Regions from separate parts of the Homo sapiens genome. Here region 2 is linked to region 1. A link is a loop called in an ENCODE intact Hi-C map of the cell type or tissue named here. Cell type or tissue: OCI-LY7. All regions are shown on one strand. Links, peaks and the distances in the headings refer to the core of each region. The heading gives the core; the rest is flanking DNA.

Region 1 (2,900 bases), core at 226-2,725:
AGCCTCCTGTGGTAATGAAGGACATTCCGTCCACATCTGTTGATTGATTAAGATATTTTTGTCTCTTGGTCCAATCACAATTTAAAAGTTAGCTGTGAAAGAAGACTAAATAGTTTAAGAACATAGCTGCTGCTGAGACTTCCTTCCTTTTCCTTTGGTGGCTCAGACTCTATTCTGGGCCCTCGTCTCAGCGAAGAAAGTATCTGTCCTACATTAGGGAAAATCCCAAGAAAAACCGAAAGCAGCTCTCCCATCTTTACATCATCTGCCTCCACACCTGGCTGAGAATCGTGCACCTTTCAGGCCCTCCTGAGTTGCCTGGTCTTTCCTTGATTACCCACCAGAGCCCGTCTTTAAATATTCCATGAAAATTGGGGCCACTGAAGTGTGTCAGCTGCGAGTGAAATGCACAGAGCCGAGTATTAGGAAGGTGCCCCGCATTAGCGGGAAGAGTACCATGGACAGCAGGGCAAAACGAGGAGTGGCTGGGAGGCCAGTTAGGAGTCCATGAGCAAGAGGTGGCCGGGGGAGTGGGGAGGTGGTGGGACCCCCAGGAGATGCGCCACACTCTTGCCAGCATTGAGTAGCCTTGTTTAAATAAAAAAAAAAATTTAAGCTGATAGGTATTTTGTCACTTAAAAAAATGTTTTTTTGAGATAGAGTCTCGCTCTGTTGCCCAGGCCGGACTGCAGTGGTGCGATCTCGGCTCACTGCCAGCTCCACCTCCTGGGTTCACACCATTCTCCTGCCTCAGCCTCCCAAGTAGCTGGGACTACAGGTGCCTGCCACCATGCCCAGCTAATTCTGTGTATTTTTAGTAGAGACGGGGTTTCACTGTGTTAGCCAGGCTGGTCTCGATCTCCTGACCTTGTGATCTGTCCGCCTCGGCCTCCCCAAGTGCTGGGATTACAGGCGTGAGCCACTGTGCTCGGCCAAGAAAATTTTTTTGAGATGGAGTCTCGCTCTGTTGCCCAGGCTGGAGCACAGTGGCTCAATCTTGGCTCACTGCACTCTCCGCCTCCTGGTTTCAAGAGATTCTCCTGCCTCAGCCTCCCAACTAGCTGGGATTACAGGTGACTGCCACCATGCCCAGCTAGTTTTTGTATTTTTAGTAGAGATGGGGTTTTGCCATGTTGGCCAAGCTGTCCTTGAACTTCTGACCTCAGGTGATTTGCCTGCCTCAGCCTCCCAAAGTACTGGGATTACAGGTGTGAGCAACCGCACCCAGCCTTAACCTGCTAGGTAAACAGTGATGGCTTGGTTGTTTTAATTTGGATTTCCATGATTTGTAATATTCCCAAGTTTACAACCAGGAAACAAAGAAGTGAAATTCCTAATCACAGAATGATTCAGTCAGAGCCCTCTTACTCAAGAAGGACAGGCGGGTGACGGCCAGTGTCCTCGTCCGCCAGGGTGTGAGGTCCTGTCGGCTGTGTCTGGGCCGTGTCTTGCCCGCCGATGGGTCTCTGGGCAGATGGTTAGCCCCTGGCCCTCAGTCGTGCAGGTTTCTGTTCTGCAGGTGGCATGGTGTCATGGGCACACAGGGCAGTGGTGTTTTCCTGTGGTGGTATTGATCAGGGATGGGTAGTGCTGGCCTTTCCCCGCTGTATGCTTTTGTATCTGCCATTCTTATCTTTTTTTATGAACTTTCCTCACCGTCTCCGCTACCCACGTATCCACTCCCCATACAGTGCTTAGCATAACAGCTGTGCTTTGTTTTTTCCCTCCATTTGCATTTCTGTCTTCAGCTGTGGCCGGTGACCCATGGAGATGAAGGGGTTTCTTTTTCTTTTTTTTTTTTTGAGACAGAGTTGTTTCGCTCTTGTTGCCCAGGCTGGAGTGCAGTGGCGTGCTCTCATTTCACTGCAACCCCTGCTTCCTGGGTTCAAGCGATTCTCCTGCCTTAGCCTCCCGAGTAGCTGGAATTACAGGCATGCACTACCACGCCTGGCTAACTTTTGTATTTTTAGTAGAGATGTGTTTTCACCGTGTTGGCCAGGCTGGTCTTGAACTCCTGACCTAAGGTGATCTGCCCGCCTTGGCCTCCCAAAGTGCTGGGATTATAGGCGTGAGCCACTGCGCCCTGCCAGATGAAGGGGTTTCTGATGCTCGTGCTTATCCCGGTGCCTGACGCTTAGTAGGCACTCCATAAACATCTCTTCTTCCCTTTCCTGAGAGTTTAGTTGCAGTTTTCACAAAATGTCAACGAGACGGGTGGTGTAGAACATTAACACTTAGAATGTGGTGTGTCTGGGTGGGGGTACAGGTGGGCCTCTGGTCGCGCTCACTTGCCCTTGGCTGTGTGGTTTGAGGGTGGGCTTAGCTGTGGGTCAGGCAGGTTAGCTTTCTGGGCATTCTGTGCATCTGCTGTGGGGGATCTGATGGACAATGGTGGAGACACCCTGTGGCTCGCGCCCATCCCCCTTGGTCCCCATCACATGTGGGGATCTGGTTGCTTATTCTCTGATGTGGTTTCTCCTGGGAGGGCGGAGGAATGAGAGTTATTCTGTAGCTTTTTCTGAAGAGGAATGTGTGATTTGAACAATGCTGGGCCCAGGATGCCCTGGATTCCTCTGTCAATGTTGGCATTAGACAGGAACTATCAGGAGCTGGAAATAGGCTGCGGGGCCCGGCCGAGAGGGCTCATTGTTTGTGGCAACCCCACACTCATCATCCTGCCTCATCCTGGAACCATGGATGCCGCAGACAGGAAGGCACCTCCCAAAGTCATCTAGGAAGGAAGGGACCATGCTGGGTGCATTACACACCCCGACACTCACCCCACTCTGACTCCAGGTGGGGTGGGGTTCAACCGGCCCAGGGTGGTAGCTAGCACCTGCTTCAGTCACCTGTTCCCGTCTTTAACAGCTCTGTCTTCTGCAGGCTTCCTGTTGCATTTT
Region 2 (2,900 bases), core at 146-2,645, 52 kb after region 1:
ATGTGGTGGCATGCACCTGTGGCATGCACCTGTAATCTCAGCTACTTGGGGGGCTGAGGCTGGAGGATCACTTGAGCCCGGGAGATCGAGGCTGCAGTAAGCTGTGATTGCACCACTGCGCTCCAGCCTGAACAACAGAGCCAGACCCTCTCTCTTAAAAAAGAAATAAATAAGCTCTCCTCACATCCTGCTTTTCAGTCCCCATTTCACGCATGAGGATACTAAATCTCAGAGGTGTTGGGGGACCAGTCACACAAGCACTAGGGGGAAGATCCAGGACTAGCTTAGGCAATCATTTCTGAGGCTTTGCTCATGCCCTCCCCACCCCATGGGGTGGATGAAAAAGGCCCCACTATTGGCAGGCAGGCCTAGAAGTGAGTGCTCCTAGCTCTAGTGCTGAGCCCTGTGCTGCCTGGCTGCAGAGCAGCGCCCCGTTCTCCTTTCAGTCTCAGCGTGAGTTGATGTTGGTACAGTTGATGTTGCTGGGAGGTATCTTGGCACAGCTCCCTTCCAGGGTGTGTCGGTTTTCTGGGGCTGCTGTAACAAATTACCATACACTTGGTGGCTGAAAACAACAGAAGTCTATTATGTCACCATTCTGGAGGCCAGATGTCTGAAATTGAAGTGTTGCAGGGCCATGCTCCCTTCGAAGGCTCTAGGGAAGAATCCTTCCTTGCCTCTCCCAGCTTCTGGAGGCTGCCAGCATTCCTTGGCTTGTGGCTGCATCACTGCAATCCCTCATCTCCTCCTCCTCTGTATACCTCCCTTTGCCTCTCTCTCATAAGGATGTTCCTGTTGGCATTTAGCCCTCCCAGGTCATCCAGGATGATCTCCTTATTTCAAGATCCTTCATATAATCACATCTGCAAAGACCCTCTTCCAAATAAGGTCACATTCACAGGTTCCAGGGATTAGGACATGAAGTTATCTTTGGAGCCACCATTCAACCCATGGCATAGAGCATCCCCAGCTACTGTGGGCACAGGGGACAGGGGTTGGGGGGTTGGTCCCATTTCGGGCCCAGAGAGTTGTGGGGGCCACAAATCTGTACCAGCCTCCTACCAAGGGGCAGCAAATAGAATCAAGAAGATGAATCCCTGCCTTGGGTCTCAACCTCATTGGTCTCGTGGCCTGGCCTTCGAGGTGCCTTTGACTGTGAACCTGCACTGGGTATGTGGCCCTCACTCTGCCTTCTTTCCTTCCATCCGTCCTCATTTCACTCTTGTGTGGCTTCCTAATTATCTTGCTCCCAGCAAATCCCATGTATTCTCTCTCCCTTGTCGTCCCAGGATCAGAGGCTTTCCCCTTGCCTCTGGCCTGGCCGCCTTCTGCAGCATCCCTGTCTGGGGCTTACTGGCAAGTAGCTTTCACCAGGACCTATCCGTGTATTTGAGGGCTGTGGCCAAACTGAAGGCCCTAGATTCAGGGCTGGCTGGGGGTAGAGGATGCCTCAAAGATAGGGCTGTGTGCCATCTTCCTGCTGGGTTTTGCTGAACCCAGAGTGAGAGGAAGAAGGCCTGCAGCGGTTCATCGCACCTGCCAGGCACAGCTGGGGCTGACACAGCTGGGGCTGAATGCAAATGAAGCCCCTTCCAGCCATCTCTCTGCCCAGCAGCCTTCTCTCTGGCAGGCAGGCATGGTTGCACCAGCTTCCGTTGCATAGACATCTCAGGGACCCTGCTGCTGTGTGGGAAGCCAGAGTCCGACCTGGCTCCCCTGGGCTGGATACATTTGCCTCTTAAGCCCTGGGTTGGAGAGAATCCAGGGCTGGGTCCCCATCAAGAGACAAGAGCACAACGGAGCAGTGTGTAGATACTTTTCTTTTTCTTTGTTTATTCCCCCTTCCTTTCTTCTCCTCCCATCATCTGTCTGGGACTTCTCTCCACGAAGCAGAAAACCTACTAGCTGGTTGTGTCCTGCATCACTCTATGGAGGCGTCCCCATCACTGGTCTCTCCCCAGGATTGCCCAGAGCCTATGGGGGACTCTGGGTGGAGATGCTTGGAAGGCCGGTGCCGGTTATAGGCATCACACGTTGTCCAGGAGGATGAATGCTTTTGAAGGTCAGCAGGACCCAAGTTTAGTTTCCAGGACTTCCTGGTGTTCAGCTGGAAGAGTGGATGAAAAGACAGGTCTTCCTGAGGCATAGTCTCACAGCCAGGCTTCCCCCTCCCTTGTGAGCCTGACTCCCCTGCCTGCATCTCACCGTCTCCTTTTTCCCTGCCTGCCTTCACCCCACCACCAAGAAGGTAGTGTTTTCTATTGTAGGGTGGCGCCCATAGGGACTTTTCTTTCATGTCCTGGAACTGAACGTCCCTAGAAAACAGTAAGTCATTTGCTTCTGCAAGCGTAGGTGCCCACGGAGCGCTCTTCAACACTTCGGAGTGTGGTCTTCTAAAGTGGGGGTGGCAAGGTTTCCTCAGCCCCTGGAGACCCTGCCTCATACCCAGGGGTTTTCCCCACACTGCTCTGGGAACTGAGGGGTAAGAGTCCATGCCGGCCTGTCCCACCAGCTGCCCTCAGTTATCTCCTTCCATCGGCAGCACACCCCCGTTCTCATCCACATGCAGCCCCTGCTCCGATCCTCAGTTCCCCCGAGGAGATATCAAGTTGTTGGAAGGCTCACCTGTCCTCGGCCCCCCTGGAGACCCCTGCAGGACTCCCTGGGGCCTCCTTGATCCCCATCTGGAGGCCCCCATTCAGTAGGATCTCAGTGCGTACCTTCCTGCCTGGAGGTGCGGAGATAGGGTTGGGAGCTGGGGGCGGGGGTGTATGCTATAAAGGGCCCAGCGTGACCTACATAAACCTTCTGCCTGGGAAGTGAAGGATGCCTTTAATTGGGAACGGTGCTTAGTCGAGAGAGTGCTTGCCTGGGTGTGTAAGGATTGTGGTTTTTTAAAA

The links. Peaks named below come from ENCODE experiments on the same cell type or tissue, not always from the same donor. Only the 100,000 strongest peaks of a DNase experiment are listed, where the experiment ranks them.
Region 2: it touches region 1 in a loop (8-fold over the local background); 3 of 110 quality-filtered maps call a loop at or near these places.

The regions. Positions count from the first base shown.
Region 1 is chr12:3,176,503-3,179,402 of GRCh38, forward strand. All of the region lies in intron 2 of TSPAN9 (tetraspanin 9), which reads left to right. Among named protein-coding and RNA genes, the nearest start is that of TSPAN9-IT1, 28 kb to the left of the region's middle. In OCI-LY7, for the core only: no CTCF peak of the experiment used is centred there; a DNase peak (open chromatin) is centred at 1,739; H3K4me3 peaks cover 584 bases.
Region 2 is chr12:3,228,211-3,231,110 of GRCh38, forward strand. All of the region lies in intron 3 of TSPAN9 (tetraspanin 9), which reads left to right. LOC124902861 (a long non-coding RNA gene) reads right to left here. Exons shown (of 3, transcript XR_007063161.1): 3 at 1,766-2,107. Among named protein-coding and RNA genes, the nearest start is that of LINC02827, 71 kb to the right of the region's middle. In OCI-LY7, for the core only: no CTCF peak of the experiment used is centred there; a DNase peak (open chromatin) is centred at 1,571; H3K4me3 peaks cover 978 bases; H3K27ac peaks cover 1,620 bases.